Regions from separate parts of the Homo sapiens genome. Here region 2 is linked to region 1. Evidence: chromatin loops called from intact Hi-C (ENCODE). Cell type or tissue: natural killer cell. All regions are shown on one strand. Links, peaks and the distances in the headings refer to the core of each region. The heading gives the core; the rest is flanking DNA. Region 1 overlaps EIF4ENIF1 (eukaryotic translation initiation factor 4E nuclear import factor 1). Region 2 overlaps SFI1 (SFI1 centrin binding protein).

Region 1 (5,383 bases), core at 153-5,152:
TTTTTGTATTTTTAGTAGAGATGGGGTTTCACCACGTTGGCCAGGCTGGTCTCAAACTTCTGACCTCAGGTGATCTGCCCACCTCGGCCTCCCAGAGTGCTGGAATTACAGGCATGAGCTACCGTGCCTGGCCATAAATTCATATTTCTTTTGACAAATAAGTATATTTACCAATTGGTGATGGTATTCTTGGGCGAAGGTAGTCAGCTGAGGCTGCTCGAGTTTGAAACACCTGTGACAAGGGAGGAGAGGGTGCTCTTTGGCCCAGTAAAGATGTTGTAGGCTCCAAGCTCCCCATAAGGCCACTCAGAAGATTGGAAGAAGCAGGTCTCTGAACTGGTTGACCCAGAAGTTCCTAAAGGCAGAAAAGCCAAATCCCTGTGAACTTAGTTATTCCTTCTACTCAGAGGCTGTGAATTATGGATTAACTTTTGAGAGCCACAAGATGGATCTCCCTCATGCTCAACTGAAGGACTTGGCATGTGTACATGCAACACATTTATCTGAATGTTCAGCTAGCAACATATGCTCTAAGTTAGTGCTATAAATAGAGGTTCCTTTTTTTTTTTTTTGAGACAGAGTCTCACTCTATCACCCAGGCTGGAGTGCAGTGACATGATCTCGGCTCACCACAACCTCTGCCTACCGGGTTCAAGCGATTCTCACGCCTCAGCCTCCTAAGGAGTTGGGATTACAGGCATGTGCCACCACACCAGGCCAATTTTTGTATTTTTAGTAGAGTCAAGGTTTCACCATGTTGGCCAGGCTGGTCTCAAACTCCTGACCTCAGGTGATCCACCCACCTCAGCCTCCCAAAGTGCTGAGATTACAGGTGTGAGCCACCGTGCCTGGCTAGATACTTTTAAGTTTCACAGAAACTGCAAAGGAAACTAGAAGTCAAGGCTTACTTTGTCAACTTTTTTAGCCATCCCCTATCCCCTGCCCATTGAGATTAAAAGCAACACCAAACTATGTCAGGCAACAATATCACCTCTCTGATTGCCAGGCAACACAGATCATTTTCTAAGGCCCAAAGTTGGACCACTAAGCAAAACTGGTTCAGAAGACTACTGTTCAAGACTCCAAGGCCTCAGTATAAGATTGTGAAGTACCTGCAGGATGTTCTTAGGGACAGGCTGGCCTGGAATCTCAGCAGGGGACATCAAATGGCTTTCAAGGTTTCGCTAAAAGAGTCAAAAGAAAACTGGTTTTAACTTTCTTAACTCACTTAACTTACAGATTGATTGGGGACCACAAGAAAGCATAAAATACTCCTAGGGAGTTAATAGCAGAATGATACTCAAGTCACAGAAAACTTAGACCAACGTGTTCCGCTCTCATCACACAGGTCTCAAAGATCTGGGGATGGAAAGACCGTTCACATGTACATGCAAAGTCCCCTCAGAGATCCTCACTATGCTAATCCTAAGTCCATTTCCCTGTTTCTAACACTGTGACCAAAAGGGGGAAAAATGGTGAAACCGGGGAACACTTACTTGAGATAACTCTTGCTACCCATTACCTTTAACAAGATTTATTGGAGACACACACACACACACACACACTCATATATACACACATACATATATACATACATATATACACACACATATACACATATACATACACATACATATACACACATACATACACACATATATATATACTACACACACACACACACACACACACACACACACACACACACACACACACACAAAAGAGACAGGGTCTTGTTCTGTTGCCCAGTCTGGAGTGCAGTGGTGCAATCATGGCTTGCTGCAGCCTTGACCTCTCAGACACAAGCGATCCTCTCATCTCAGCCTCCTGAGTAGCTGGGACTACAGGTGTATGCCACCACACCCAACTAATTTTTATATTTTTTGTAGAGATGGGGTTTTGCCACGTTGCCCAGGCTGGTCTTGAACTCCTGGGCTCAAGCAATCCTCTGGCCTTGGCCTCCCAAAGTGCTGGCTAAATTATAGACGTGACCCACCACACCCTGCCTACACATATGGTTTTAAAATCCTAGTAAACAACATGCAGGTTTGGCCAAAATTGTTATATTTCAGAGTTTCATATTTCAGGAAATTTAAGCTTTATTATTTTATTTTTTGAGACAGAGTCTTGCTCTGTCACCAGGCTAGAGTGCAATGGCACGATCTTGGCTCACTGCAACCTCTGCCTCCAGGGTTCAAGCAATTCTCCTGCCTCAGCCTCCTGAGTAACTGGGACTACAGGCACATGCCACCACGCCCAGCTAATTTTTTTTTTTTTTCAGTAGAGACGGGGTTTCACCATGTTGGCCAGGATGGTCTCGATCTCCTGACCTCGTGATCTGCCCGCCTCGGCCTCCCAAAGTACTGGGATTACAGGCATGAGCCACCGCACCCGGCAACTTTATTATTTTTTAAACGAGCTGTTCCAAAATGGGTATCACATACAGGGCAAAATTCAAATCCTCCACTCTTAAAGCAGTAGTGGTTACTTTTTTTTTTTTTTTTGGGACAGGTCTATGTTCTCCAGGCTGGCCTTGAACTTCTGGGTTCAAGCAACCCTCCCACCTTGGCCTCCCACGTAGCTCGAACTATAGGTGTACACCACCAGGCCTGGCCAGTGGTTACATTTTGTGCATCCAACCTGGAGTCCCCTCCTGCATTTCAGGACATCCCTATGCCCATTTAGCTCTGTGTGAAGTGCTTTCTCTGGTGTAGTTTCCCTTCCACTAGATGGAGCTGTCAAAGTCCAAAGCAGTGTCTAGGCATGACAAATAGCTCAAGAATACCCAAGTATTTTATTGTTGATTTTGGAACTGGGACTAAAGGCAGATGATTTTATAAGTAATCTCTTTAAGAGTCATTTACTTCCATCTAATAAAAACAAATAGACAACTTTATACTGCATGGCTTATTATACTTGGAGGATAGAATCTATAATTTAAAACAGAATTTAGATTGAACCAGCATGTATTATTTTTGGATGAACCAATATGACAACCTAAATGGATGGAGGCAGATCAGAAATAGTATACAAAACATACACAGCAGTAGTAATTAAAGACACCGAATTCAAAAAGTAAACCATGACTTAACAACATGCAAATTGAGCAATATTTTGAGATAACACCTGCTATTCTTACTCCATTACTTTCCTTGTTGTATTCTTTCCTGCTAGCTGAGTTTGTCTTAGCCTTTGCCTAGCCACTTGAATGTGTCATCCATCCGTTTGGCAGGTGTTTGAGGCTCATTTGCTCAGCTAAAACCAGATACACTTCTGAGTGCTAAAACCCCAACATCAAACCAACTGCCCTTACAACTCGAGTAAATTGTGTTAATATCAAATCCTAGAATCATATCTGCAATAAAATGTGGAAAAACATCAGGTAAACTGCTGAATGCCCCCTTCCATATTTTTAGTTGCTCACACCAAAAGAAAGAAGCTAATTATAAGATATGAACCACACCATTGCAGTCAGCACCCAATCACCAAGACACAAATGTAACGAGAAAGGAAAATAGGATAGTCTACCATCTTTCAGTCTGATCTTCATTTGAAAGCATTTGTATCTAATAATTCTTTGTATAAAAGTAACTCTAAAGCAGTTTTACAGGGACATTCTCCTGCAACTGGTATGGTGTGGTCAGATACAAAGAAGTCAGTCTACCTATCTGAGGTGCCTCCTTTCAAGTGTAGGTCAGTCCTGGCACTAAGGAATAATGGAACCTCTGTCTGTCCTATTGGTCAGATAAGGAATGCTAAAAGTCAGTTGCTTTCTTTTGGTATAAGACATAATGATTCAAACAGCTATTGCTACTTGCATCTTGGCTAACTGGTAAGTTCCCAGGCAAGCAGGGAACAGGAAAAAAAGAGAGAAAACTCAATTTGGTAAATTTGCTATAACTTAGCAACTAGAATAAGTCCATGTTTATGTTTTTATTATTCATATCTACCCTGCTTCCACATTAGTTTGTATCAAGAGATAGTGATATTAACACATAGGCTATGGGTAAGAACTACCCTCTCAAAATTGTTAGGACAAAGAACCAGTATATTATAAACATTTGCATTTACAAGGTGATATGCAGTTGTGTCACCTTGTAACCTAACTTCATGCCTACAAGTTTTGTTTTTAACTTGGAGCCACAACTTTTTCCATTAGTAAATTGACAGAATGTAATTATCCTGACAAACCCATCTTACTTTTTTTTTTTTTTTTTGGAGACAGTCTCACTCTGTTGCCCAGCCTGGAGTGCAGTGGCGTGACCTCGGCTCACTGCAACTTTCATTTCCCAGGTTCAAGCAGTTCTCTTGTCTTGGCCTCCCAAGTAGCTGAGATTACAGGCGCATGCCCCCACGCCTGGCTAATTTTTATTTTTAGTAGAGATGGCGTTTCACCATGTTGGCCAGGCTGGTCTCAAACTCCTGACTTCAGGTGATCTGCCTGCCTCAGCCTCCCAAAGTGCTGGGATTACACGCGTGAGCCACTGTGCTCAGCCCCATCTTAGATACTTTACAAATGATTTGTATGACTGCAAGAATGCAGGTAATCCCTGGTATCTGGGAATAATTAGAAGATGTGAATAAAGATTTTACTATACAAATATGGTAAAGAATATGAACTTAAGTAGCTGAATAACAAGAAAATTGTCTCTGGAGTTCATCCAAAAAGATAGTTTTATACCTCATTTTAGCAGTGACTTAAAGTTATACAGGCATTACCATTAAGACTGAATCTTTTAATCTTTATACTGTCACCCACAATACATATAAATTAACCACAAGCCTGCTTTTTCCAGTAACAAATAGCATATCAATAATTAAGGAACACACAAAAGCATCAAGGACCAAATGACTACTAAAGAATTTCCAACTTACTCAGAATACCTTTTTAAAAATCCTTTTATTGTGGTGGGAAAAAGAAGAAAAAAAAAGGAGAAAAGGGTGGGGGGTTTGTGTCAGATACTTACGCTGACTTTGGGCTGAGAAGGCAAAGTCCCACTTGCCTTCATTGTGCTCACTAGCTTGTTGAACGCAGTCATGTCTCCGTCTTTCTTCAGTTGTCGATTGTTGGTTACGGCACTCAAGGTCTCTTCTAGGTGTTCTGCCATGAAGGGAGTTGAATTCTTCACTTGCTGGTCAACCTTCAAGCCCTTCAGACCTGCTTCTACCTCCTCCACTGAAAGCACAACCCCTGAATGTGCTGAGAAGTTGAGAACGTCCAGGTTAAATCAAGCAAAGAGATATCTGGTAGGAATTCTCTTTGGCTAGTATGACAGATAAGATGAAAATAATTTATTTCAAAATTGAGATGAGACTGTCAGAAAAGACTGACACCAAAAATAAACTAATAACACTTAAAATCAAATTGTGTACTAAGAGATGG
Region 2 (5,383 bases), core at 112-5,111, 74 kb after region 1:
TTTCTCCTTCACATTCCTTCTACTGCCAGTAAATACAATGATATTTTCTTTTTATAATGTAATTTCCTGTACAGATTGTCTTGTTAAGGAGGGCCATTTACAAATGACCAGTATTTGGCCAGAGTCTCACCCACCTTCAGTGTAAATGTATAAACTGATGATGTTATGTTTTAGAAATTAGAAACCACTTTCCCAAATCAGGAGGAAAAAATCCAGTTTTAATTTCCAAGTTAACACAATTAAATATATGTATTGTGGTTCCATAAATTTATTTTATGAAGTTGAGCCTGAAGAATAAGCCAGTCTATCATCACACCTTAGAAATTCAGGTATCTGAATAGTAAACAGTTTGTCTTTAGAGTGTGAAGTCCGTTATCTCTTTTGATTCCCACAACCCCAAGCAATGTTATTTCCATTTACAGGGGAGGATACTGAGGGTAGGAAAAATCAAGTGATTTGCCATAAACTTCAAATCTGTGAAGTCCATTATCTCCTTTGATTCCCACAACCCCAAACAATATTATCTCCATCTACAGGGGAGGATACTGAGGGTAGGAAAAAATCAAGTGATTTGCCATAAACTTCAAATCTGTGGAATCAGGGTGTTTTTTTTTACTCCAAATCTTGATATATTTCTACTATTCTACTCTTTAATTGGCAATTATAAGTGTTCCTTGTAGATTAAGCAAGTGATTTTTGTATTAAACCTAAGTTGCAACAATAGCACACCATGGCAAGGACTACTTTTTTTTTTTTTTTTTTTGAGATTGTGCCATTGCACTCCAGGTCAGGGATTCGAGACTAGCCTGGCCAATATGGTGAAACCCTGTGTCTACTAATAATACAAAAATTAGCCGGGCTTGGTGGCGTGCACCTGTAGTCCCACCTACTTGGGAGACTGAGGCAGAAGAATTGCTTGAACCCAGGAGGCGGAGGTTGCAGTGAGCCGAGATGGCGCCATTGCACTCCAGCCTGGGCGACAGAGTGAGATTCCATCTCAAAAAAAATAAAAATAAAAAGTGTTCCCTTTTCTCTGCTTCCTTGCCAGCATTTGTTATGTTTTTTGGTCTTTTTGACAACAGTCACCTAACAAGTAAGATGACACCTCATTGTGGTTTTCATTTGCATTTTCCTGATAGTGATGTTGAGCATTTCTTCGTATATGTGTTAGCCATTTGTATGTCTTCTTTTGAGAAATGTCTATTCAGAGAATTTGCTCCCCTCACTTTTTTTTTTTTGAGACAGGGTCTCACTCTGTCACCCAGGCTGGAGTACAGTGGTGGGATCTCAGCTCACTGCAACCTCTGCCTCCCAGGCTCAAGCTATCCTCTCAGATCAGCCTCCGGAGTAGCTGGGACTACAAGCACACACCACCATGCTTGGCCAATTTTTTGTAGAGACAGGATTTTGCCGTGTTGCCCAGGCTGGTGTTAAATTCCTGGACCGAAGCCATCTGCCTGTCTCAGCTTCCCAAAGTTGCCCCTTTTTTAATTGGATTTTTTTTTTTTTTTTTGCTGTTGAGATGTTTGAGTTCTTTGTATATTCTGCATATTAATCCTCTGTCAGATAGTTTGCACATATTTTTTATAATATTTGTAATCCCATTTTTTTTTATGGAGTCTTACTCTGTCACCCAGTCAGGAGTGCAGTGGTACAAATTTGGCTCACTGCAACCACCACCTCCCAGGTTCAAGCGATTCTCCTGCCTCAGCCTCCCGAGTAACTGGGATTACAGGTGCATGCCACCACGCCCAGCTAATTTTGTATTTTTAGTAGAGATGGGGTTTCACCATGTTGGCCAGGCTGGTCTTGAACTCCTGACCTCAAGTGATCTGACTGCCTTGGCCTCCGAAACTGCTGGGATTACAGGCATGAGCCACCACGCCCAGCCTGTAATCTCATTCTATAGGTTGTCTTTTTACTCTGTTGATTGTTTCCTTTGCTGAGCAGAAGTTTTTGAGATTATCCCATTTTGTTTACTTTTGCTTTTGTTGCCTGTGCTTTTGATGTTTTATTCATAAAATCTTTTCCTAGACGTTTGAAGTATTTCTTCTCGTAGCTTTCTAGTTTTGGATCTTACATTTAGGTCTTTGATCCATTTTGAGTTGATATTTGTATAGGGTGAGAGGTGGGGAGTCTAGTTTCATTTTTCTGCATGTAGATACTCACTTTTCCCAGCACCATTTATTAAGGAGGGTGTCCTTTCCCCAATGTTCTTGGAGCCTTTGTCAAAAATAAATTGGCACTGGGTGCGATGGGTCACACCTGTAGTCTCAGCACTTTGGGACACCAGGACAGGCGGATCACTTGAGCCTGGGAGTTCAAGACCATCCTGCGCATGTGGCAAAACCCCATCTCTACAAAAAATTAGCCAGGTGGTAGCATGTACTTGTAGTTGCAGCTCCTCAGGAGGCTGAGGTGGGAAGATCACCTGAATCTGGGAGGTCAAGGATGCAGTGAGCCGTGATTGCATCACTGTATTCCAGTGGGGCAACAGAATGAGACTCTGTCATTCATAGATAGATAGATAGATAGATAGATAGATAGATAGATAGATAGATAGATAAAGTAGCTTAATAACTTGATACTCTCTGTTCTGTTCCATTGGCCTATGTGTCTGTTTTTATGCCAGTACCATGCTGTTTTGGTTACTACAGCTTTGTGGTTTATTTTGAAGTCTGGTGGTGTGATGCCTCCAGCTTTGTTCTTTTTGCTGAGGATCACTTTGGCTATTTGGGATCTTTTGTGGTCCTATACAATTTTTAAGATGTTTTTCCTATTTATGTGAAGAATGTCACTGGTATTTTTATAGGGCCTGTGTGCATTTTAGCATGTTCTTCTGTCCTCTGTTCTCAACCTTTTTCTGCAAATTGGTAACTGGATTTAGAGACTTAATTAGATTTAAGTTTTATTTTTTGGGAGTAGTACTAGATAATCTTATAGAAGCAAAGCACTGAACAGTACCATACTCAAATATGATACCTGTATTAGAGCATTCTCATGCTGCTATGAAGAAATATCTGAGATAAGTAATTTATAAAGGAAGGAGGTTTAATTGACTCATAGTTCTGCATTTCTAGAGAGGCCTCAAGAAACTTACAATCATGGTGGAAGGGGAAGCAAACACGTCCTTTTTCACATGGCGGCAGGAAAGAAAGTGCAGGGTGAAGTGGGGGAAAGCCCCATATAAAACCATCAGATCTCGTGGAAACTTACTCACTATCATGAGAACAGCATGGGGGAACTACCACCATAATCTAATCACCTTCCATGAGGTCCCTCCCATGACACGTGGGGATTATGGGAGCTACAATTGCAGATGCGATTTGGGTGGGGGCACAGCTAAACCATATCAATACCTATGTTTTGTTGTTGTTGTTGAGACAAGAGTGTCACTTTGTCGCCCAGGCTGGAGTGCATTCAGTTCACTGCAGCCTCTGCCCCCTGGGTTCAAGTGATTCTCGTGCCCCAGCCTCCTGAGTAGCTGGGACTACAGGCGTGTGCCACCACACCCGGCTAATTTTTGTATTTTGTATTTTTAGTAGAGACGGGGTTTCACCATGTTGTCCAAGCTGGTCTCAAATTCCTAACCTCAGGTGATCCGCCTGCCTCAGCCTCTCAAAATGCTGGAATTACAGGCTTGAGCTACCGTGCCTGGCCATCAATACCTACGTTGGAACTATCAGGGAATTTTATTTTTTTCTTTCTTCCTGTCCTGTCTTGTCCTGTCCTGTCGCCCAGGCTGGATGGAGTGCAATGGCATGGCTCACCGCAACCTCCGCCTCCCGGGTTCAAGCGATTCTCCTGCCTCAGCCTCCCAAGTAGCTGAGATTACAGGCACCCGCCACCACATCCGGCTGACTTTTGTATTTTTAATAGAGACGGGATTTCGCCATGTTGGCCAGGCTGGTCTCAAACTCCTGACCTCAGGTGACCCTCCCGCCTCGGCCTCTCAAAGTGCTGGGATTACAGGCATGAGCCACTGTACCTGGCTGAGAACCTGTCTTTAAAAAAAAAATTAGATTGCTTCTACCTTTTGGCTGTTGTGATTAATGCTTCTACCTTACTTTTTATAGTTACCCCGTGCCCTGCAAATATGTTCACTCTTGACTTTCATTTCTTTAAACATATTCATTTTAGCATATACAGCTGTGTGTGTGTAAAGAAAAAGGGGTATGTGGGAACAGTCTGTTCGTTCTTCACAATTTTGCAGTAAACTTCGAATTGTTCTTAAAAAACAAAATCTAAGAGACTGATTGTGGTAGCTCACACCTGTAATGCCAGCATTTTGGAAGGCTTAGTTGGGAGGATTGCTTAATCCCAGGAGTTCAAGACCAGCCTAGGCAACATAGCAAGACCCTATTTCAAGAAAACAATACAATAAAATTTTTTAAAAAGTATATTAAACTTTGTGTGTGTGTTTGTGTGTACATACGTGTGCTTTACCCTCAGTGCAGATATTCTGAAGCAAGAGATCAAGAATGAGATCAGGCCGGGTACAGTGGTACATGTCTGTAATGCCACCCCTTTGGGGGGTTGAGGCAAGAGGATTACTTGAGCCCAGGAATTTGAGACTAGCCTGGGCAATATAGTGAGACCCTGTCTCTAAAAAAATAAAAATAAAAAATTGGCCGGGAACAGTGGCTCAAGCCTGTAATCCCAGCACTTTGGGAGGCCGAGGTGGGTGGATAACCTGAGGTCAGGAGTTCAAGACCAGCCTGGCCAACATGGTGAAACCCCGTCTCTAATAAAAATACAAAACTTAGCTGGGCACGGTAGTGGGTGCCTGTAGTCCCAGCTACTAGGGAGGCTGAGGCAGGAGAATTGCTTGAACCCGGGAGGCGGAGGTTAAACGAGCTGAGATCGCGCCACTGCACTCCAGCCTGGGCAACAGAGTAAGACCTTATCTCAAAAAAATAATAAAAATAAAAAGTTAGCTGGTCATGGTGGTGCATGCCTGTAGTGTCAGCTACTCAGGAGGATGTGGTAGGAGGATTCCTTGAGCCCAGGAGTTCAAGACCAGCCTGGGCAACACAGTGAGACCTCATCTCTTAAAAAAAAAAATTATCAGGACACAGTGGCGAGCACCTGTGGTCCTAGTTGCCTAGTTGCTTGGGAGGCTGAGATGGGAGGATCACTTGAGCCTGGGAGGTCGAGGCTGCAGTGAGCTGTGGTCATGCCACAGCAATCCAGCCTGGGCAACGGAGTAAGAACCTGTCTCAAACAAAAGAAAACTGTGTTAGGCCTAATGACTCCAGGGGGTGCCCTCCAGCTCTGTAGTTCCTGCCTAGAGCTGACCCAGCAGTACCCACCTCTAGTGGTTGGCCAATATTTCTGTCAGATTGGGCTGCTTATTATCCTTGCAGCATAGGTATTGTCAGTC

What was found. Hi-C counts contacts between places; a loop is a spot of excess contacts. Peaks named below come from ENCODE experiments on the same cell type or tissue, not always from the same donor. Only the 100,000 strongest peaks of a DNase experiment are listed, where the experiment ranks them.
Region 2: it touches region 1 in a loop (8-fold over the local background); 1 of 110 quality-filtered maps calls a loop at or near these places.

The regions. Positions count from the first base shown.
Region 1 is chr22:31,449,177-31,454,559 of GRCh38, forward strand. It overlaps EIF4ENIF1 (eukaryotic translation initiation factor 4E nuclear import factor 1), which reads right to left. Exons shown (of 19, transcript NM_019843.4): 10 at 4,968-5,200; 11 at 1,113-1,184; 12 at 172-355. Among named protein-coding and RNA genes, the nearest start is that of EIF4ENIF1, 38 kb to the right of the region's middle. In natural killer cell, for the core only: no CTCF peak of the experiment used is centred there; a DNase peak (open chromatin) is centred at 2,725.
Region 2 is chr22:31,523,203-31,528,585 of GRCh38, forward strand. All of the region lies in intron 2 of SFI1 (SFI1 centrin binding protein), which reads left to right. Among named protein-coding and RNA genes, the nearest start is that of SFI1, 29 kb to the left of the region's middle. RefSeq lists an enhancer at 3,024-3,233. In natural killer cell, for the core only: no CTCF peak of the experiment used is centred there; DNase peaks (open chromatin) are centred at 1,099 and 3,199; H3K27ac peaks cover 338 bases.